Regions from separate parts of the Homo sapiens genome. Here all the other regions are linked to region 3. The links are chromatin loops, found by intact Hi-C in ENCODE. Cell type or tissue: OCI-LY7. All regions are shown on one strand.

The links. Hi-C counts contacts between places; a loop is a spot of excess contacts. Peaks named below come from ENCODE experiments on the same cell type or tissue, not always from the same donor. Only the 100,000 strongest peaks of a DNase experiment are listed, where the experiment ranks them.
Region 1: it touches region 3 in a loop (2.4-fold over the local background); 2 of 110 quality-filtered maps call a loop at or near these places.
Region 2: a loop joins it to region 3, with 2.0 times the contacts of the local background. A loop is called at or near these places in 2 of 110 quality-filtered maps.

What each region holds. Positions count from the first base shown.
Region 1 is chr3:182,707,242-182,715,241 of GRCh38, forward strand. No RefSeq gene overlaps it. Among named protein-coding and RNA genes, the nearest start is that of LINC02031, 67 kb to the left of the region's middle. RefSeq lists cis regulatory regions at 6,894-7,159, 7,937-8,000. In OCI-LY7, CTCF peaks have their summits at 3,524 (motif pointing left), 3,727, 7,018 and 7,219; DNase peaks (open chromatin) are centred at 3,520, 6,680 and 7,130; H3K4me3 peaks cover 1,277 bases; H3K27ac peaks cover 2,275 bases.
Region 2 is chr3:183,040,784-183,048,783 of GRCh38, forward strand. MCCC1 (methylcrotonyl-CoA carboxylase subunit 1) reads right to left here. Exons shown (of 19, transcript NM_020166.5): 10 at 4,630-4,757; 11 at 784-967. Among named protein-coding and RNA genes, the nearest start is that of MCCC1, 55 kb to the right of the region's middle. In OCI-LY7, no CTCF peak of the experiment used is centred here; DNase peaks (open chromatin) are centred at 3,958, 4,668 and 6,278; H3K4me3 peaks cover 3,155 bases; H3K27ac peaks cover 5,678 bases.
Region 3 is chr3:182,977,341-182,985,340 of GRCh38, forward strand. DCUN1D1 (defective in cullin neddylation 1 domain containing 1) reads right to left here and starts at 3,198. Exons shown (of 7, transcript NM_020640.4): 1 at 3,147-3,198. The coding sequence starts at 3,149. It overlaps LOC105374246 (a long non-coding RNA gene), which reads left to right and starts at 3,467. Exons shown (of 2, transcript XR_924771.2): 1 at 3,467-4,147. RefSeq lists silencers at 2,867-2,986, 3,047-3,486. In OCI-LY7, no CTCF peak of the experiment used is centred here; DNase peaks (open chromatin) are centred at 2,451 and 3,251; H3K4me3 peaks cover 3,221 bases; H3K27ac peaks cover 1,096 bases.

The DNA.
Region 1 (8,000 bases), 270 kb before region 3:
ATTTCTTCTTAGAGTCGTGGGTTACTTAGAAGCATACTGACTAAACTCTAAGCAAATGGGAATTTTTTTAATTAATCTTTTTTATTACTGATTTCTCTAATACATTGTACTAGAGAACATATTCTATATGATTTCAGTACTCTCACGTTTATTAAAAACCTTCTTTACAGCTGCTGTGCATTGTCAATAATTGTATATATTCTGCATGACTTTTTGAAAAGAATATGCAATACATAGTAGTTGTTGTATGTTTGGTCAAATATGTTAAGCATATTGCTCATATCATTTCTATACCTCATGATTGTTTTCTCAATGAGTGAAAACATGTATTGAAATCTTTATGGTGAACTTATTTCTTCTTGCAGTTCTGCCTGGTTTTGCTCTCTATATGTTGATATGGCCATTAAAAGCACGCAAATTTAGAATTGCCATATCTTCCTGCAGAGCTTAACCTTTTATCATTATGAAGCAAAGCCCTTTAATTCTAGTAATGCTTTTTCCCTAAATTCTATTTTGTGTGATATTACTGTAGCTGCTCCAGTTGTAAAACAAACTGGGGAGGAAGGAGGGGTAAGCATTTCACTTTCTATCTTTCTGTATCATTATCATGTTTATCCTTTATGGATATAGATTTGGATATATCTATATTTGTGGATAAATATAAAAGATTGCTTGAAAAATTATATATGTGTATATATAGTCATACATACAGTTCTTTAACTGGAGCATTTAATCCATTTATAATTAATGTAATTACTGTTGTCTTAGAGCTATATTTATCATCTTACTGTATGCTCTCTGTTTGTATAACAGCTCTGTGTTCCTTTTCCTTTCTCTCTTCTCTTGCATTCTTGCATAGTGATTGCTTGGGGGTTTATTTATTTTGTTTTGTTTTTATTGTGCTATTTTCCCTGTTAGTTTGAAAGACATATACTCTTTTTAGATTTTTTCCTTTAGCGATTACCCTAGAACTTAAGAAATAGATCCTTAATTTCTGATGCCTAATGAATTGAAAAATTATTTGTAGAACTAATTGAATGGCAACAGTAGCATTATAATGTTCCAGGTGTTATTTTTATCTGCTCCATTCAGGCACCTAGAGGCACTAGCAGTCAGCATCACCTTGCTTGGGATTTTCCAGGCCACCCATATGATCAGAAAGGTGTAAACCATACACGCTCTGCTTTACTGCCGGTGTAATTTTATTGCTATGTTCCCAGTCGAAAAGGTAGGAGCGGGGTGTTATCTATCAGGACATGTGCACTTTGCACACCCTGGATTCAAATCTAGCACCCCTAGCTCAGGGAGACCTCAGGTCTGCCTCACAGCTGCCTTTTCCGAATCAACAGCAAAAGTGATCCAGTGGTATATTCACATCCTGACCTCCCACCCTCTGCTAGATCTCAGTCCAGTCATTGTTCACTGTGTTGTTTAGTCTTTGATGTATTTTAGAAAAAAGTTTAATACATTTCATTCAGCTCTTTAGTTGCAATGCCTGAGAAAACTTACCCTCTCAGTTCCTGCCCCTGAAGTTCCTGGAGCTACCTATAGCTTGGTTACTCCTCTACCAGTACTTACTGAGAGCCTACTATCTGCCTGACCCTATTCTATGCTCTAGAGATTCTGCAGTAAAGTCCAGGCCTCAAGGAGTTGACATTCTGGCTGAAGAAAGAGATGTTAAACAAGTAAACTTGTCTAAATAGATTGAGAGGGTGAACTACACAACGTCCTGGCAAAGAGCTTCTTAGGCAGGTGAAACAAATCCCAAGGCCCTGAGGCAGGACAGTCAGAGTGCCTGGAGCAGACTGAGAGAAAGGAGGGTAGCAGAGATGAGGTCAGGGTGGCCAAAGCCAGACTGCATAGGGACTGGTAGGGTTTTATTCTAGGTTTAATGAAAAGTCCTTAGTGTGGAAAGATTTGAAAGACTTGTGTTTGTATTAAGTTGCTCTGGTAGCTTTGTGGAAAATAGCCTACAGATCTTTTCTCTGATTCTAATCGAACACACTCCAATACATTTCTTTTCCCTTCTGAATTAGCTACAGTCACATAACCACAAAAGAAAAAAAAAATCCTAAATCATATACCTAGAGTGGTGACTGCAGAGAAACATGAGGTATTTCATTCGATTTGGAGGAAGACAGTGAGGACTCCTATTCATATTCCAGGCTGGGAAATTAGCAGCCATGGGTGTACAGGACTCAAGCCCTACTATGGCAAGTCTGGCCTCCCGAGACTCTGACTCCTTCTTTGACACAGCCACACCTACAGCAAAAGACTTGAGCAACGTGCTGCTGCCCAGCCCCAGGTGGTTCTAGGAAGCAGCCACTCTCCTGAAACAATCAAGGCCCTGATTTCAACCTAGATCACCTGTTCTGATTTCTCCCTCCTTCATCCCCAGTGGGCACGTCGTTACCCTCTGCCACCCAATGCTTCGATTGAGATCACCTGTGTCACCTGACATGTTCTCAGAATAGAAAATGATCAGGCCCTGGCACCAGGGATAAAAGTTACAGGTAGCAGATAGGTAACCCCTGAATAGTAGCTGAACACATAGTCAAACTTACTAGTGCAGAAACCAAACACATTCATAGACTGGTGCAAAACTTCATAGAGCAGTTTTTGACCGCCCTTGAAAAATAAAGTGGGAGAAAGCAATTCTGGCATAAATAGAAAGGCCGATGCTCACGTTAAAAACTCTGGAGAAAATGGTGGGCCGGACACAGTGGTTCATGCCTGTAATCCCAGGAATTTGGAAGGCCAAGGCAGGTGGATCACCTGAGGTCAGGAGTTCGAGACCAGCCTGACTAACATAGTGAAACCCCATCTCTACTAAAAATACAAAAATTAGCCGGGTGGGCGACTGTAATCCCAGCTACTCGGGAGGCTGAGGCAGGAGAATCACTTGAATCTGGGAGGCGGAGGTTGCAGTGAGCCGAGATCGCACCATTGCACTCCAGCCTGGGCGACAGAGCGAGACTCCGTCTCAAAAAAAAAAAAAAAAAAGAAAGAAAATGGTGTCCTTGTAATCCCAGCACTTTGGGAGGCAGAAGTGAAAGGATTGTTTGAGCCCAGGAGTTTGAGACCAGCCTGGGCAACATGGCAAGACCTTGCCTCTATTTTTGTATTTAATAAATTTTTTTAAGAAAATGGTTTCCCATTTCTCAATTTTGTGTGAACAGATGCTAAATATCACATATACTAAGATGGGCCATGAAGTCAAAGTAACCGTTTTTATTCCCATGTATAGCAACACTTCATCTCCTCAGAATCCAGCTGTCTAGACATTTCAGCTATCCAGCATGTAGATATAAGAAAGGCGGCAAACAAAAACGTATCCAAAGAATTCAAATATATTTAACAAGTTTTACATTTTAAAGTATCTCTTTTATCTCAGGTTATTCACATTTATCTCAGTTCTCTTTTATCTTAGTTCTTTTTTCCCTGAGTTGTACACTACATCTTGATGTTAGAGGTGAGAGACGGGCTACCATAGGAAACAACCAGAAATAATAGTCTGCCCTCTAGAGGCCAGAGTAAAAATTTGAAAATACAGATGCAGTATCTCAAAAAATACAGCAATTTTGTCTCTGGGCAAACAGCACTACGATTTTCAGTGAAGGCATTGCAGCACTGTATGATAGCTGAAGTATACAATGATTTCCCTTAAAGATCAAGATCAATGCTTGAGCATGGGAGGTCGAGGCTGCAGTGAGTCATGATTGCACCACCGCAATCCAGCCTGGGCAACAGAGCAAGACCCTGCCTGAAAAAAAAGTGTCCAGAGGTCCAGATCAAGATCAAGAAAATGTTAAGTTGTTTTCCTGGAAGGGCAAGAAACGTGTATTGCATTATAGAACAAATCCCACTAAAACATAACCAGGATTCATTTTGTAAAGTGAGTGAATGTGAAGGTGTAACTCACCTGTTCAAAACACCATTTTACTTGGAGTAACTTTTTTTTCTTCTCTTCACATGTGATTAGATAAGCTCTAAGAAACTAATTGTGTGGTGAAGAACCTGGGTTCTGATATCAGACAGATCTAGACTCAGTTAACAGCTGTGTGACTTTGGACAAGTTACTTAACTTCCGTAAGCCTAGGTTCCTGATCTCTAAAATGAGATTATCAGTACCTCCCTTACAAGGTTAACATGAGGATTAAGTAAGATGAAGCATTGTGAGGCCCTTCCGCCTCACAGTAATTGCTCAATAAATGAAAACTATTACTTCTACTATCTCAATACTGGAGACAGCACTGCCTAATAACTATGGACTCTGCAGCCAAAAGGCATAGGCTCAAAGTTCAAATCCTGGCTTGGCTACTTACATAATAGTGTGACCTTGAACAAGTTACTAAATCTCTCTGTGCCTCCATTTCCTGGTCTTTAAAATAGAGACAGTGATTGTACCTACCCGATAAAGTTGTGAAGAGGATTAAGTGAGCTAAGGCAGGGGTCTCCAACCCCGGTGAGCGGTAAGCGAGCATTACTGCCTGAGCTCTGCCTCCTGTCAGCTCAGCAGTGGCATTAGATTCTCATAGGAGTGTGAACCCCACTGTGAACTGCGCATGCGAGGGATCTAGGTTGTATGCTCCTTATGAGAATCTAACTAATGCCTGCTGATCTGAAGTGAAACAGTGTGGTCCCAAAACCATCTCCCCAACACACAGTTTCTGTGAAAAATTGCCTTCCACGAAACTGGTTCCTGGTGCCAAAAAGGTTGGGGACCGCTGAGCTAATGCATTAGAATTGCTTAGATCAGGGCCTGGTGCATAGTAAGCACATTTAAGTGTTGACTGTCATTGCTGTTAATGACTGATCATGCCATTGTTAGGAAGCACTTTTCCTCCTTTGATTTAGCCATGACTTCCTCCTTTGTCCTCCCCTGGCAATCATGTCATATACAAAGTCCTTTTATGTGTATCATCCCAAATGAGTCTTAGGACATGATACCAATGTTTATAAATTTCACACAGGTATTTGTCCAAAACAATATTTAACTGAATCATGAATCCTAGTATCAAACAATACAAGTATCACATCACATAATAATACATTTTTAAAACTGAAAGAAACTAACATCTATAGTTAGAAAAATACGTTCCTCCAAAGCAACATGGTATTGGTACAAAAACAGACACATGGACCAATGGAACAGAGTAGAGAACCCAGAAATAAAGCCACTATCCTACAGCCAGCTGAACTTCAAAAAGTCAACAAAAATAAAGGCCGGGCGCAGTGGCTCACACCTGTAATCCCAGCACTTTGGAAGGCCGAGGCGGGTGGATCATGAGGTCAGGAAATCGAGACCATCCTGGCCAACATGGTGAAACCTTGTCTCTACTAAAATACAAAACATTAGCCAGGCATGGTGGCACGCGCTTGTAGTCCCAGCTACTTGGGAGGCTGAGGCAGGGGAATCACTTGGACCAGGGCGGCGGAGGTTGCAGTGAGCCAAGATAGCACCACTGCACTCCAGCCTGGCGGCAGAGTAAGACTCCGTCTAAAAAATTAAAAAATGAAAAAAATAAAAAATAAAAAGTCAACAAAGTTAAGCAATGGGGAAAGAGCTCCCTATTCAATAATGGCACTAGAATAGCTAGCCAGCCATCTGCAGAATAATGAAACTAGATCCATTTTACCATATACAAAAATTAAATCAAGATCGATTAAAGATTTAAATGTAAGACCTCAAACTATAAAAATCCTAGAAGAAAACCTAGGAACTACACTTCTTGACATCAGCATTGATTTATGGCTAAATCCCCAAAAGCAATTGCAACAAAAACAAAAATTGGTAAGTGGGGCCTAATTAAACTAAAGAGCTTCTGCACAGCAAAATAAACTTTCAACAAAGAAAACAGACAACCTACAGAATGGGAGAAAATCTTCACAAACTATGTATCTGACAAAGGTCTAATATCCACAATCCATAAGGAACTTAAATCAGCAAGCAAAAAACAACCCCATTAAAAAATGGGCAAAGGACATGAACAGATACTTCTCAAAAGATATGCGAGCAGCCAACAAACATATGAAAAAAATGCCCCACATCGCTAATCATCAGAGAAGCAAATCAAAACCACAATAAGATACCATCTCACACCAGCCAGAAGGGTTATTATTAAAAAGTAAAAAAAATAACAGATGCTGGAAAGGCTGCAGAGAAAAGGGAACACTTATGCACTGTTGGCGAGAATGTAAATTAGTTCAGCCACTGTAGAAAGCAGTTTGGAGGTTTCTCAAAGAATTTAAAACAGAACTACCATTCCACCCAGCAATCCCAAATCCCATTACAGGGTATATATCTAAAGGAAAATAAATTGTTCTACAAAAAAAGACACATGCACTTGTATGTTCGTTGCAGCACTATTCACAATAGCAAAGACAGAAGCAATCTAGGTGCCCATTAATGGTGGACTAGATAAAGAAAATGTGGTACATGTGCTCCATGGCACACTCTGCAGCCATAAAAATGAACAAATTCTGTTTTTTGTAGCAATGTGGATGCAGCTAAAGGCCATTATCCTAAGTGAATTAACACAGAAATAAAAAAAAATACCGCATGTTCTCACTAATAAGTGGTAGCTAAACATTGAGTACACATGAACATAAAGACGGCAACCACAGACACTGGGTACTACAAGAGGGAGGCGGGAGAGAGGGGAGTGTAGGCTGAAAAACTACCTCATTCTATGTACTGTGCTCACTACCTGGTGATGCAATCATCCATACCCCAAACCTCAGCATCATCACACAATATACCCATGTAACAAACCTACACTTGTACCCCTGAATCTAAAATAAAAGTTGAAATTATTAACAGAGAGAGAGAAAAATGGAAGCAAGGAAGGAAGGAAGGAAGAGAGGGAGGGAGGAAGGGAGGGAGGGAGGGAGGGAAATAGGTTCCTTATCTCTCTAATTCCTGGAGATTAAAGCTACTGAGTCTAATTGTGAAATCAGTTTAAATAGCTGCAGTTTCTCCCACTTAGCATAAGGTGGCACCAAAGGATGTTTTAATTTGTTGCTCAATGCCTTGGACAAAGTGCTCCAGCTAGTCAGAAAACCTAGGAATACAAGCAAGATCTTCTGAACTAACTGAATAACCCTGAGAAGCCTCAGTTGTCAGCAGCTTCCTCGAACCTTTTGTGCCCAAACTTCTGAAACTGTTTCATCTTGGGTAAGAACAGAAAAGTTCTCTTACAAAAATATGCCTAAAAATATCCTACTGTTGAACTATTGCTGGGGTAGATTGTTTGACACCTGCCAGGAAGCTGTGCTTCCTGGTAAACAAAAAGTAACCCATGTACAGTATAGGAAAGCCATCAAATTTAAAATACTAACAAAAAATCATCAATACTACAACTCGGAGATAACCATAGCCTCTCCCCAAAATTTCCACCTCCCAAATTGCCTATTTCTAGCTTCCCACATTTTCTCTTTCCCAATTTCAGCCTCCCAAGTTCTCTACCAATATTTTCCAGTTGTCTAAATTCACAATATTTGAGACATTTTATTCTTTCCTAACAAAAATAGTAATATCTCCCCTAGAACTGTATTGTTTTAAAAGTGCTTAATCGTTGGAGATCTGTGGCACAGCCATGTGAATATACTTAATGCTACTGAACTACACATTTTAAAATGGTTTCAATGCTAAATTGTATGTTTTTACCACAATTAAAATTTTTAAAAATTGTTTTCAAAAGGAAAAAGTGTTTAACCATTAACATTTTTATACATTTAGTTCAAATTAACTTAAGCAGTCCTGTCCATAGTACATTGAACTGTACATAATACATTGCATTTAAAAATGGGCCAATAAGCAAGCTCATGCTAATAAAATAAATCAAATAACCTTGTGACTTTGGGACTCACTGGGCATGTGTTCCAAAGAACATACCATGCCTAGTGCTGTGGATATCAACAGGGCAAGATAAATGTGAAGGTTAAGAGTAGCCCTTCAACTTCAACTGCAATTTCTCCAGCGAGTTAGCCACAAGGTC
Region 2 (8,000 bases), 63 kb after region 3:
TGTGACCTCTTACCCCTGAGAATTGCTATATCCCATCACTGTATAACTTATTCCAGCAATTGAAATTAAGATGACAGGAGACCGTGGAGGCTCAGAGCACTGACTCTGGAGCAAGACTGCCTGGGTCTGAATCTTGGCTCCAAGGATGACCTTGGACAAGTCACTTAACTCTTCTGTGCTCCAGTTTCCTCATCTAGAAAACAGGGATGATAATAATGCCTACTTACAGGGTACTTCTCATGGTGAAAGGAACACAAGTAGAAAAATCACCTAGAGCAGTGCCTGTAAGTAGGAAGTCCTAAATAATCACTAGTTATGACCACTGTTATTAATCATATGCTGAACTGTGATAGCTCTTCCACTGTTTCTTTACTTTAATTTTTTTATTGTTTAGCTTATACTAAGTTTATGTGTTAATTCTCCAACTTGACTTTATGTCCTTTGAAGGCAGTCTGCCTTGTGCATAGCAGATATCAGTCATCTTAAATCATTTTTGGAATGAGGCAAGGTCAAGAACAGTACACACAAAATATTTCCTGGTTAGGTTTGACCAAGTACTGCTGAATTTCAAAAAAAAGGAGTCCGTTGTTGAAAAATACTTGTTATTCTTTAAAAATAACAATTCCAGAGGCAAAAAGTAATGGTTACTGAGAAATCACTTAAATTCTTTATTTTAAAATATGCTAGACAGTTCTGTAAGACTCAGGGATAAGAATGTGTCCAAAAACAATAATGTACTAAAAACTTAAAAAGAGTGAGACTTTTCATTTTCTTTCACTTTACCTTGCCGTACTCCAGTTTCAATCCTGGTGGAAGGGTCTGCTCGAGGAGTAGAGAGGTGCACTAATGGGCCTGCCACAGGCATGAAGTTATTGCTAGGATCTTCTGCATATATTCTAGCTTCGAAGGCATGGCCCTGCAGAGTTATTTCTTCCTGGCTCAAAGGAATCTTCTCTCCTGCTGCAATCTGGCAATAGAATAGTGTTTCTTATGAAATCTACCGTATAGCGGCTACCAGACTTAGTAAATCAATGGTCTTGCTTTTTTTCTAGGTAAAATGTACATTTAGGTTTTGCAATGCAGCCAAATAAAAACTATTATTTTGTCTACTCATTTGAGTATTGGGCAAAACAAAAAATTAAAAAACAGATGCAGCTTGGCAACAGTCTATCATTTGGGGTATCGGAGTTTTTAAATGGCAAAAGCAGGCAAAGTGATGGCTAACTTACAAATATAAAAATCAGTGTTTGTTCAATATAATCAAAACCAAAACTTCTTACTAGCAACACACTCTCAGTTTTCATTTAAAACATTAGCACTTAATTCCCAAATCAATTTTTTTTAAAAAATAGTATATTATTAGTGTTTAGGACTAGATTCACAGCCAAGCAAAAAGTGTAGCTGACATTGTCATCCTACGCTGTAATCTTCACCAGTAAGTGGGTGATAAAGCAAAACAGAAAGGGGAAAATGATGGTTTTTCAATTTTGTTATGTTGATATGTACTGCATGATACCAGATTACAAACAGGGTGATCACTATTGTTTGTTGTTACTATAATTATTACTATTTTAGTTATTATGTACCAATACAACAAATCACTCTCTTCAATTAACTAGTATAAATTGGAAATGGCTATTGGAGGACACATTGCACTTTCTCTCTTTACTCTTAAGTTTTTTTCCAAGATGAGAAAATGACAACCTGAGAAAGCAATATAGATACAGGAAAATCTAGACTCTAAGTAACTTAGCATGACATTGAACTAAACCGGTAAGTATAAAACAGAAGCAAAAGTTTCATTTTTCTGAATCTGTAAATATGAAAGATCAGGATGCACAGCAGTTAAGAATGAAAGGAAACGGAACTAAGTTAAATACCTTTATGGCAGTATATTTTGAAAACACCTCAGGCTCTGCAGACAGATTGCCTAGGTTCAAATTTTGTCTCTATACTTACTTTGTCATCTAGACAAGTTTCTTAAGCTTTCCATGCTTCAGAGAAAAGTGTCTGGCATACAGTCAGCACTATGTTACCTATTATCATTCCATCCTTAGGATCTAGAACCAGAAATACCATTTGACCCAGCAATCCCATTACTGGGTATATACCCAAAGGATTACAAATCACTCTACTATAAAGACGCATGCATGTGTATGTTTATTGCAGCACTGTTCACAATAGACTTGGAACCAGTTTTTTAACGTTTTAATAAATAATTCTGGGTCAGGTGTGGTGGCTCATGCCTGTAATCCCAGCAATTTGGGAGGCCGAGGCAGGCGGATCACCTGAGGTCAGGAATTCAAGACCAGCCTGGCCAACATGGTGAAACCCTGTCTCTACTAAAAACACAAAAATTAGCCGGGCATGGTGGCACACGCCTGTAATCCCAGCTACACGGGAGGCTGAGGCAGGAGAATTGCTTGAAGCCGGGAGGTAGAGGTTGCAGTGAGCTATCACGCCATTGCACTCCAGCCTGGGCAAAAAGAGCAAAACTCTGTCTCTTGTGTTCACCTTGACTTGTCTTTGCCTGTCCATTTTCCTCCAAGCTTGGCTTCCACTTGAGCCCAGAAAAGACAGGCCCCAATCATGCCTCTGGGTCTTTGGAGATATGTGCCATTTGAGTTCTCTCAGGCTGACACTGGCTCTCCGGAACCCCTAACCTTGACATTTTCACCAGCTTTCCCTGAACACTGTTAACTATCTGTATCTGCAGCCTGAACCCAGGACACTTACATCAGTCATCATTCAACCCTTGTTCTAGGAAGGCTTGACTGCACAGGCAGGTCCTCGAGCTTAGACTCTTGACTCACCAAATGGTGAGCCCCTTTGTTTTACCTCTGTTTGAAGGCCAGATGCCAAATGCCTTGAACTCTATAAACCAGGTCCAGCAGCTTCCCTAAGTTCTAGTGTCCCTCCCCAGATGATAAAAGCTGGCTTCTCTTTCTGAAGAGCCTTGACAAGCTCTTACAAGAAATAGATGTCTGCTGGTTTCCTTAATACCCAAAAGCTTTCTCCTTCCTTAATCCTTAGAAACCTTTTTTTCTCTTATGATTTCCAAGGTCGAAACTCTCTTGATTTACTGCTTCAGAAAAATTATCCTCCTTTTCCTTGAATTCTGGAAATATAAACACTCCTTCCAGAAGTTTCCAAAGCCACTACAGTTTTTCTTGACACTCACTAAAACTTACCAGCTTGCTGTGCCTGGTTTTCGTTAACACCCTAGGATATAGAGCCCTAGAAGAACCTTTTGGCTCAATTAGAACCACCAATCACCCCCAAGGAACCAACAAAAGGAGTATCATATTATTATCTACAGAAGTTCTGAAAAGATAAAATTACCAAAATAATCAAGATTTTGGCGTCACACCAGGAAAAAACAATTTAGATGCAGGATATACAAGGAACCACGAATCCTACATATATCAGGACCGTCTATATTACTTAACAGATTTTTTTCATGTTAGGAAAAAGAAGGCTAAAGTAAAATCTATTGTTCTTATGAGAACAAAAACAGACTAAGCTATTATTAATATTTGAGAAGTATGTTTTGTGGAATTCTGGTTTACACCAGTGCTTCTCAAACTATCCATAGTAAAAGAACAGTTATAAACTTACATGTTTGAAAAATACAGTAGGCATGTCATAGCAATGCCAAAATGCTTTAAAAGTTTCCAAACATTTACTCTGAATGAACATTTACTCATGGGCCCGCAACAGCCATAAATCCGCACTTTACTTGGATCATTCTAGACCATCTCCTTGGCTCTTCATTCCCAACTCTGCCTTAGCTCATTTCATCTTGCCTAGTATCTGCCCTGATCTGAAACCGAATGATGGCCTGGCCCAGAATGCTGTGGCCTTAGGTAGACCATGAGGCTTTGACCTTGAGGTGATGTGGTTGTGAGCAAGCCCCTGTGACACAATCTCACCTGCTGGCTGCCCGGGCCTAGGGGGAAGTGAATCTGAGTCCCTAAAGTGCCAAAAAAAGCTACAGCATCAAATGTGGCTTCACTTTTAACCTCCCATCTTCCTGTCCTCATAACCACCAAGAACTGAACCCCGTCCAAAATGACACCTGTTTTAGGAGGCCAGAAGGTAGTAACCTATTCTCAAGACTGTTTTGTTGTTGTTGTTGTTGTCGTTGTTGTTGAATTATAGATTCAGGTGGTACACGTGAATGTTTGCTACATGGGTATTTTGCATAATGCTGGGATTTGGGCTTCTGATGAACCCATCACTCAAACAGTGAACACGGTACCATTTAGGTAGTTTTTCAGCCCTCACATCCCTCCCATCAAGACTGATCTTTTTTTTTTTTTTTTTAAGATGGAGTACCCAGGCTGGAATGCAGTGGCGCGATCTCGGCTTACTGCAACCTCTGCCTCCCAGGCTCAGTGATTCTCCTGCCTCAGCCTCCTGAGTACCGGGGACTACAGGCACCCGGCACCACGCCCGGCTAATTTTTGTATTTTTGGTAGAGACAGGGTTTCACCACATTGGCCAGGCTGGTCTCGAACTCCTGACCTCAGGTGATCCACCTGCCTTGGCCTGCCAAAGTGCTGGGACTACAGGCTTGAGCCACCGCACCCAGCCAAGGCTGATTTTTAATAGAAAAAATATTCTCACTCTAAGCTGCCACTCCACCAAGTCAGTTCCTGTGATCATCTCAGTAACAGGATGTTCCACTTGCAGCCTTGTATTCATCTCCATGAAACAGAAATTATGTTTTGAGTCCATAATAAACTCCACAGTCCCTAAAAGGTAAAAAACAATGGTCATATTCAATAGTGTATAATCAGTAGCAAACCAAAATCTTCCATGATGCATCACATCAAGTTTTACCGCTGTCTTCATTCAATGGTAACACTTTGCATTTCATGAAGAAAACATCTCGCATTTGCAGCAGCATATGAATCTTAGTCAAAAATAGAGAGCTGCATGAAATTTGGCAACGGAAAAGTATATTTGGGGTTGTGAGCAAATGGTAAGCCCAAATTATGAATCCGTTTCAGCTTGTAACAGTGAGAACAAGGGTGGACCACATGTTACTGCCTCAGAGCACCAAGATCCTGGGAGCCTCATACCATGACATCCCATCTCACCCTAACCCCATGGAGAAAAAGAAAACTTTTTTTTCCCTGATTGTGGGCTCCTAGGAATTTCTTTTTAAAGCCCTTTTGCTGGTAACCCATTGAAAGATTGTTTGGCAACTAAACCTTATGTTAATATCTATTGGCATTCTATTAAGCTCTAAAAAATTTCCCCTAACTTTATTAAGGTTTAATTTTAGACAACAAACTGTAACTATTTGAAGTGTAGGCATGTGATTTAGCAATTGAATACAATCACAGAACCACAATGAAACTACAGAACATTTCCATCATCCAAAAAGTTCCCTTGTTCCCATTTGGAATCAGTCCCTTCACTAAACCCTGGGATCCAGGAAACCACCAATCTGCTTTCTGTCACTATAGTTTTTCTAGAATTTTATATAAATGAAATCATATAGTTTGTAGTCTTCTGTGTTTCTGTGTTTTTCTCTTAGCTTAAAGTGAATACAATGTAAAGTTGTTTTTAAAAGTGTGGTCACAACCCATTAGTGGATTTTAAAATCAATTTTTTTTTTTTTAAGATGGAATCTCACTCTGTCATCCAGGCTGGGGTGCAATGGCGTGATCTTGGCTCACTGCAACCTCTGCCTCCCGGGTTCAAGCAATTCCTCCACCTCAGCCTCCTGAGTAGATGGGACCACAGGCGCACACCACTATGTCCAGCTAATTTTTTTGTATTTTTAGTAGAGATGGGGTTTCACCATGTTGGCCAGGCTGGTCTTGAACTCCTGACCTCAAGTGATCCACCTGCCTCAGCCTCCCAGAGTGCTGGGATTACAGGTGTGAGCCACTGTGCCCAGCTTAAAATCAATTTGAAAATCAATCTGATCCGGCATCTAAGGAGCTTAGAAGCTGCCACTCTGTCCTATCAAGTAAAAAGCTGAACAAGCTGAAAATCAACAATTTTTAAATTTGTCAGAGAAATCAGGTCACAGGGCAAGCTGCTTGTCCTCAGAACCAGAGAGACAGACAACTGACAGGCAGATACAGAGATGCCATGAGGAGAAGCCTGAGCTGTAATTGACAAATTCCTGGTAGCTCAGTGTGGACAACTCTGAGAGTTAAAAACTCCAAGGCGACCCAGTTACAGGAGGACCTCACACTTTTGTGAGTTTTACCTCCAGGAGCTCTACCAGGTCTTCACAGTGAATATCAGAGAAAAATCCTCCCATGCTTCCAGCTCAGAAGGGAAATGAAACCACTTTGAAATACACCAAAACATTCAAGGTTTACCCTTGAGAAAAACTATTTTATCAGAGCCTAAACGATTGGGATTTTATCAGAGCCTAACCTCACTGGGGGAGGAGAAATACCCAACTCCAGCCTTTGCCAGACATACTGTCCACCCTAAGGGGTGGGGGAAAACAAAACAAAAACATACCAGGAAGCACTGGTGAAGTTCACACACCAGGGGCACAGGCTCAGCAAGACTGAGATCTGATCATGGGACAAGAGAACATGCCCCCTCCAGCCTTATCACATTACCAAAGGCCTGTTTAGCAAAATTCTCTTTACCCAGTACACCATGTCCATCTTTCAACAAAAAATTACAAGGCATACTAAAAGGCAAAAAACACAGTTTGAAGAGACTGAAGAAGCATCAGGTATGGCAGGAATGTTAGAATTATCAGACACAGAAATTCTAAACTGTGATTAACAGGCTAAGGGCTTTAATGAAAAAAGTAGACAACATGCAAGAACAGATAGATAATGTAAGCAGAGAGGTGAAAATTCTAAGAAAGAATAAAAAGGAAATGCTAGAATTGAAAAAAAAAAAACCATAACCCTAATAGAAATGAAGCATGCTTTGATGGGCTCATTAGTACGTTGGGTATGGCAGGGAAAGAACCTCTGAACTTGAGGATATGACAACAGAAACTTCCAATTCTGAAAAACAGTGAGAAAAAAAACCTTAAACAGAACAATACCTAGCACTGCAAGACAACTACAAAAGGTATTAACTACGCAGAACGAGAATACCAGAAGGAGAAGAAAGGAAGGAACAGAAGTAATATTTGAAACAATAATAACATGTTACTGCATACTGTAGGCAACTGTAACACAGTGGTAAGTATTTGTGTATCTACATATATCTAAACCTAAAGAAAGTAATGCATTGTACTATGATGTTACAGTTGCCACAATGTCACTGGATAGGAATTTTTCAGCTGCATTTTAATCTTATGGAACCATTGTTATATTGAATAAAATGGTGTTATGCAGCATATGACTGTACTTGATATGCTAAAAAAGGAGAGGAAATTGGATCATAGAAGATGCTCAATTAAAACCATGAAAGGCAGAAAAAGTCTGAAAGATAAAAATAGGAACAAACAAGGGGAATAAATAGAAAACAATAATAAATATGGTAAATATTAATCAAAGTACATTAATAATCACTTTAAATGTTGATGTCTAAATATACCAATTAAAAGACAGAGATTGTTGGAGTAGATTAAAAAACAAAAGACAAATATATGTTACCTACAAGAAATCCACTTTAAAGACTTATAGACTTAAAGTAAAAACAGACAAAGAATATGCTAACACCAAAGAAAGTGCGAGTAGCCATCTTAATTTTAGAGCAAACTTCAGAGCAGGGAAAGTTATCAGGGATAAGGAGGGGCATTAAACAATGATAAAAGGGTAGACATAACAATTTTTAACATGCATGTACCTAACAACAGAGCATAAAATATATGTAGCAAAAAAGAATTGTAAGGAGAAATAGATTAATTCACTATTACAGTTGGAGACTTTAACACCCATCTGTTATTAAATAGATATGGATGATCCAGCAGGCAGAAAATCACTAAGGACATAGTTGAATTCAACAACACCATCAATCAACTGGATACAACTGTCATCTATAGACTATTTCATCCA
Region 3 (8,000 bases):
AAAATCATTAGAATCATAAAATGTCTATGCTGGATGAAACTTTAGAAATCATCAAGTCCAATCCTGCCATCTTATAAATAAAACAACCCACACGTTTTGAACACTTTTTTTTTTTTGAGACGGAGTCTCGCTCTCGCCCAGGCTGGAGTGCAATGACGCGATCTCGGCTCACTGCAACCTCCTCCTCTGGGTTCCAGTGATTCTCCCGCCTCAGCCTCCTGAGTAGCTGAGACTACAGGCCCCCACCACCACGCCTGGCTAATTTTTGTATTTTTAGTAGAGACGGGGTTTCACCGTATTGGCCAGGCTGGTCTCAAACTCTTGACCTTGTGATCCGCCCACCTTGGCCTCCCAAAGTGCTGGGATTACAGGCGTGAGCCACTGCACTCAGCCGAACACTTTTTAAAAATATGTTTCAGGCTGGCGTGGTGGCTCACGCCTGTAATCCTAGCACCTTGGGCGGCCGAGGCAGGTGGATCACCTGAAGTCAAGAGTTCGAGACCAGCCAGGTCAACATAGTGAAACCTCGTCTCTACTAAAAATACAAAAATCAGCCGGGTATGTTGGCGGGCACCTATAATCCCAGCTACTTGGGAGGCTTAGGCTGGAGAATCGCTTGAACCCAGGAGGCACGGGTTGCAGTGAGCCAAGATTGCACCACTGCACTCCAGCCTGGGCAACAGAGCAAAAACTCCATCTCAAAAAAAAAAAAACAACAACAACAAAAAACAAGTTCCAAAGTAACAGAATATTATCTAATTTTGGAGTCGTTTTTAGTCTGTGTGTGGGGGGAGGGAGGAAGTTAACAGAACTTTTTTACTTATACAAAGTATTTCAAATATCCCATCATTTAAGTTTGCTCTAGAACTGACAATAACATGTGCTCTGGAAATGGGCTGCAGCTACAGACACCAAAAAACTCACAGCCCCGAAACTGCATAAAGAAACAAATATATGTAAGATAACTTTATAATGAAACAACTTCTTAACTATAAAATTCTTACTGCCTAACTTCGATTAGGGCCAGTGGTGAGTCTCTTTCCTTTCTTATTATTTTTTTTAAGAGACAAGGTCTGTTAGCCAGGCTGGAGTGGTGCAGTGGCAGGGCTCACAGCAGCCTCAACCTCCCAGCTCAAGTAATCCTCCCACCTCATCCTCTGGAGTAGGGGCAACCACAGGCTAGCACCAGCATGCTTGGCTATTTTTTTTCCTTGGGATGGAGTCTCACTACTATGTTGCGCAGGCTGGTCTCAAACTCCTAGGCTCTCAAGCAATCCTCCTGCTTCGGTGACCCAGGGTGCTGGGATTACAGGCATGAGCCACCGTGCCCAGCCCCTACGGTGAGTTAGCTAAACCAGAGAATATCACGACAATTCTCATGACATAAACTGAGTTCAGCCACAGGATATGTTTTAAATTAATATCTTGTCACCACTGGTAGAATTACATGGGTTATGGCTAAGTTTCAAAACTAGCTAATTTTAATATTAACCAAAAGAATAGAAGCTTACAAGCTGAACTCTCCCTACGAACCACTTGATGCCTGAATTCCTGAACAGGTGATGAGTATTTCCGGGACCCCACTGTCTAGGGGATGATGCGGATCTGGAGACCATCCTGAAGAGCACACATTTCAGCTGTGGCTGAGTGTTTCCCAGGGAATTAACGTCATTACTTCGAGCTTACTATACTTATCTAAATGCTAAGAGTCTGGAAACTTCAGGAGTAATGTCTATGACCATCTAAATACTTAAGAAACTAGAAACTGTTTAGACTGCCTGGTGGATCTCTGAACACTGTAATACTAATCTATACATTAACCTGCACTTTAAAGTTTTCTTACCAATTCAAACTGTAAATTCCTACACAACTTGCCACAGAACATAAGTGTTAAATATGTGTCAGACTAAACCATATATCCATACATGACAACAAAATACTGCCAAGCTGGAGGATGGGACTAGAAGTGTCATTCAGCAAAAATAAGACCAACTAAAAACAAAGACACTGGAGCATTCCCTTAACACAGGCGCGCACACACACCCTCCTCAAAGAGGCCTTTATGTTCCCCACGAGCAAAGGACAACAATATCATTTTTACTATTCATACAGTAACCTGCACGGAATTCAACTCACGCTCAGACTGTACAATGCCAAACAGCGCTTCTGAAACGCGAAGAGCGTCCAGCAGAGTCAGGTACTTAATTACCAAAGTAAACAACTCGACCACAAGGGTCTGCAAGCCTGGAGAGGACTTTTTCCCCCCCCCAAACAAAAAAGGAGAGTAACTTGACAAACTGTTTTAAAAAAAATCACAAATGGCCCTTAACTACTATAATAAAGCAATTACTCCTCCCACCCCCAAGCAAATAAAATAGGTGCTCGAAAGGGCGCTCGCTAGTCTGTGTTCCCTAATTTTATGAAATGAGAACAGGTTGCACTTCCGTACCCCCTCCCCCAAGCTCAGCAGTCTCCCATGTTTTCAGTAGAGAGGTAAATATAACCTCCACCAACTGGCCGGGGAAACTCTCCTTCTCCAAAAGCATGGGACGCCTCGAGAGGTGATGGAGAAAGGAAAAGGGCTGATACCCCGCCCCAAGCAAAACTGCCTGGGAGACTTGCGGGGTATTGGAGCCGGGAGCGGAGGAGGGAGAGGCGCGCCGGGAAAGTCTTTCCTTCTCCCCGGCCGGGCGGAGAGGGAAGCCCCGGCTTCGGGGCGGGGGGAGGCTACTCACCCGGAACCCCAGACCCCAGTCCCCGACCAGACACAATGGAGCCGGCAGAGGGGCAGGGGCAAGGCCGTTGCCCCCTCCCCTCCCCCCGCCCCAACGCCTCCCCCACCCGCGCCGGGCCCCGGCAAGGGGCACCGGGGCCGCTCCCCGCGCCCCAAACTCCCCGGGGCTCCCGACTAGGCCCGGCTCCGCTCCGCCTCCTCGGCTCTCGCGTAGCGGCTGCGCCCGGGCGGGAAGGGGCGAAGGAGGAAGGGAGAGGCAGGCAGGAGAGCCCCCGCCTGGGAGCGGGACGGAGGCCGCGGGCCGAGGCTCGGGGCTGCAGGGTCGCCGCGGGACGGAGGGCGGCCGGGGCGGGGGTGCGCGGCAGCGCCGGCCCCCAGCCGGCAGGGCGGGCGGGCGGCCGCAGTGCCTCACCATGTTGGTGTCCTCCAGGCCTCTCCCCTCCTCCTCCGGCTCCGCAGCGAATGGACGGCGGCGGCGGCGGCGGCTCCTCTCACGGGCTTGCCCGGCTCCCGCTCATGCGCAGTGCGGGGCGGCCCGGCGCGGCCCGAGGAGGCAGCCCCGGACCTCGGGGAGGCGGAGGGACGGAGGCAGGCGGAGGGCGCCCCGCGCGGGGCTTCCCCCGGGCGCGGGGGTCCCCCGGGGAGTGGGCGGGGGCGGGGGGCGCGGCGGGGGAGGGGCGGGCGACGCAAGCCCTCCGCGCGCCGACATCCTCCTGCCGCGCCGGGCGGTCTCTGGTGGGGGCGCCGGGGGACACCCCACCTCCGTTTCCTACGCGGTTCCTTCCGGACGACCACGGCCGGGTCTACGCAGGCTGGAAGCGGGCACGAGCGGCGGCGGATAAGTTGAGCAGCTGGGGGCGGCTGAAACGGATGGTTGAGGAGCTTCATCCATCCCAGACCTCCCCTCCCCATCAGTATCAAAAAAAGGGAGAAGATAGTGGAAACACCTCCCCCTGCCCCGTGTTTTCTTCTTTTTCCCCCCAATCTCAGTATCAGACCTACATCAGTTCCCTCGCGTGGGCATCCCAGGGGAGACCTTAGTCCCCCCCCTGCGGTGGCTGTCACTCCATTAGTGAGGACCAGGCTCTCCCCAGACCTGTCTACTGGGAGACAGTTGGGGTAACCCTATAGTGAGATGGGGTGGGGTGCACTGAGACCCAAGGCCGGGCTGCGGGAGTCCAGGTTGCCTGCCTACTGCTAGCTCTCAGTATCCCCTCAGTTCGGCCCGCCCAGGATAAGTTTCGGGAAGCAACTACACATTTTTTCACTGAGGGTCTAGTCACGCAGGGCGGACAGTCCAGGTGTGACCTGCCCTGGGCGTTAAATCAACTGAGGCTGAGGAGCACTAGGATTCTGAGCTGAGGATCAAGTGGACAAATTCGTGCTGCAAGGAGGACAGAAGACTCCTGTGGAGTAAGTGGTCCTTGCCCTTCAGAAATGTAGTATCCAGTTGGAGAGATAAGACACCTTCACACAGGAAGGAAATAAAACAGCTAAGAAAGCAAACTCACTCAGAAAGTCACATCTGAAACTGTACCAAGAGCTTACCTACGTTTCAGAACAGGACCCACCTGAGTAGACCCGTTATCACCATCATCACCAGCACAGGCATTAAACGACCAGATCAACCCTATAACTAATGAATTTGTTCTTACCAAAACAACAGAACTTCTTTGGTAACTCCCAAAGGCCTCCTAACTTCCTGGAGCTAGCCATGTACTGGGAGCGCCCAGCGCTGTACCAAGGCAGGTTTCTGGCGGCCACAAACCGTTCATCCATTCTTTCCCCCAATATTTAAAGAATGCATGTGAATGTGCCAAGCTCCTTGCTGGGCTCTGGGTAAATAGTCCTGCAAGGAGAAGCCAGATCTGCCTCATGCAGCAAGCCTGAAACTGGACTACATCCACGGAGGTTCTCCAGGAATTCACCTAGCTTTTGACCTAAAGTATTAACACCTAGGGCGTTAATGAGGAGGATTCACTGTATCTCTTACTCCAATCTGTTCTACTCCATTGAAATAATCGTTTGTGGGTTTTCCTAAGCTCTACCAAGGTACAGGCCTTAGTTATTCTAATTGACCTCTCGCCTGCGTTTGGACACTTCCTCCTTGAATTTCCTGTTCATTTTCCATGACTCCACCTTCTCCTGCATCTCCTCTTTACTCTGACCACTCTCCTTTGCTGGCTGTACTCAATTTAGGCTTTCCTGACCATTCCTGAACGTCCTTCTGTATACAGCCTGTGTCACGCTGTCACTCACATTCCCACGTCAACTACTGCCCATATCAAGAGGAATCTCAAATCTTGACTTCCAGTCCCCAAGTGACAGGCCTAAACACTCATTCTGGTCATTTCACAGGTCCATCAAGCTCACCAAATCTAAAACTTTATCCCCAAACCCACTTTTCCTCCTGCCTTTTATCAAATCATCCAAACTAGAAATCTAAGAATCATCCACCACTCTTCCTGCCTCATCCCCTTACTCCGCATCTCACCAGTTTTCCCTCCTAAATGACTTTTAAATCTGCACCCTGCCTTCTATTTCTTAGCCAATTCTTTTTGTTGTTGTATTTTTTTGTTTGTTTTTGAGATGGAGTCTAGTTCTGTCACCCAGGCTGGAGTACAATGGCGCAATCTCAGCTCACTGCAACCTCCGCCTCCCAGGTTCAAGCGATTCTCCTGTCTCAGCCCCCACCGAGTAGCTGGGATTACAGATGTGTGCCACCATGCCCAGCTACTTTTTGCATTTTTAATAGAAACAGGGTTTCACCATGTTTGTCAGGCTGGTCTCGAACTCCTGACCTCATGATCTGCCCCACCTCGGTCTCCCAAAGTACTGGGATCACAGGCGTGAGCCACCGCGCCTGGCCAGCCAATTCTTTATCATCTCTCCTCATCAGTAACTTCTTACCTAATCTTCCAGCCTCTACTCCTTCTCCACTGCTCCATAGTTGTCTTTCTATAATGCAAATGTGAATTTGTCCGTAAAATTCTCCAAGAGCTGCATAAGCATGAGCCTCTGGAATGGCATTAAAGTTCTCTCCTCTGATCTATCCATTCCCATTGCCATTTTCCACCACCCTCCACCCAAATGCACCTCATATTTCAGTTTTCACAAACCAAGACTGCCATACCTCTGCATGTTTCCTTGCTTTCTCCAATTCTCCTATCCCTGGCCTCCTAGCTAATACTGACTGAGCCCATGACACATACTAATTTATGTAATCCTCACTGCGACACATACTAACTCATATAACCTCACTTCTACCCTATGAGCATGCCCAGCTATTACGCCCATCCTACAAAGGGGAAAATGGAAGCACAGAGAGATTAAATAATATGCCTAAAATTCCCTAGCTAGGCCAGGCGCAGTGGCTCACGCCTGTAATCCCAGCACTTGGGGATGCCAAGGCGGGCAGATAACTTAAGTTCAGGAGTTCGAGACCAGCCTGGCCAACATGGCGAAATCCCATCTCTACTAAAATTAACCGGGCATGGTTGCGCATGCCTGCAATCCCAGCTAGTCCGGAGGCTGAGGCAGGAGAATCGCTTGAACCCTGGAGGCAGAGGTTGCAGTGAGCTGAGATCGCGCCACTGCACTCCAGCCTGGGCAAGAAGAATGAGATTCCACCTCAAAGAAAAAAAAAAAGAGATTCCCTAGCTAGCAAGTAGCAGAGCTAGGATTTGAAACCTGATAGTCTGGCTATCTGGTTAGTCTATTCTCTTGATTACCACATTATATTTCCCACCAAGATCTCAGTACTCAACTCAAAGACCATCTTCTCTATGATTGTCTCCTGACCTGATCCTTGGATTCCAGCAGTTAGGCAAGTTTCTCCCCACACCTTACATATACTTTTGTTACACTTATGACATTCATATGATAAGCATTTGCCAACATGACCATCTCCCCTGCCAGACTGCACTGCTTAAGGTCAGAGACCTGGTTGCACAATTCTTTGAGTTTTCAGTGTCAAAGTGAGTGCCTGACATATATGTGCTACATAGTCACAGTGGGATAAATTAATGAAAAGAAAGAGATATGTAACTGATGTCTGTCTTAAGACAGTGCCTATATTGTTTGTTATTGTAAAGGAATGCTTGTTCTCCTTGGCAGATGTATGTTATACCATATGGTCAGATGGTAAATGTAGTAGCAACTGTATCCATTACTGTACTTCCTGGCTACAGTACTGAATGTGAAATGGAGAATTATTACTCAATCATCATGATTGGGTGAGATAAACATATTTGTTAAAATTGTCCTGATTATTTTTTAAATGGAAAAGCATCCTGAAGATAAAGTATAAATTACAATATTTAACAAAATAATATTAACTAATATTCTCGTATTACTTTTTTTGTCATGTTTCAAATATTTAAGTTAAGGCTTTGAGTTTTTTCAAGTACAGGAGTTCTAATGACTATTTTCCATAGCAACAATCTCAGTACAATAATAAGAAATAAGATGGAAACATCTAGCCAAAATTGCCTATCTTGTCTATCTCTCCTCCTCTCTCTACCCCACCACCCCCAACACATACACACACACTCCCTCTCACTGTATACCTAAAACGATGAAAAAATTAATATAGTGCTCATAAATACGTAAATACTTCTTGCCACAAAAGCTTAAAAATTCATATTAAGACATAATATTCACTGATAAAATAGTTGCAGTTCTGCTCAAAGAAACATGTAAAAGTAAAGATTTCATACTTCTAGAATCTGTCTTTAGCAGAAAGAGCAGAAGTAATCTGAAAAGACAGATTGCTAACATTTCTGGTAGTTCATCTAGCTAAAATTAAGCCTGCAGGGTAAACTATACACAGACACAGTTCAAAGCCACTAGTCTGAGATACACAGCCACCACCCTCCCACACTTAACTTGGGTGCTCTCAATTTTGCCCAACATTTACACTAATGTCCTTATTGGATTCAAGCTTGCTGATTTATAAATACATAAGGGTAAATGCGATTGACTGATGGAACCTATTTTGTTTTCAGTAAAACATGGCATTTAGATCTTATGAATTCAGAATTATAACCATTTTTTAAAGGGTAAAGCAGACAGGACTAGGCCTCAGTCAGAGTGGGCCCTAGTGAAGCCACAGGAAGCCTAACATGAAAGCCACGGTTCCAAAGCTCATACCAAACTTACCAGAGTGGAGGCTAGAAGCAGAAGAACCTTTTGGCTCACCCCCCAGTGTTACTGGTGATACCAAAGGAATGACTGCCTGGGCCTCTTTCATCCACATTAAGAACCA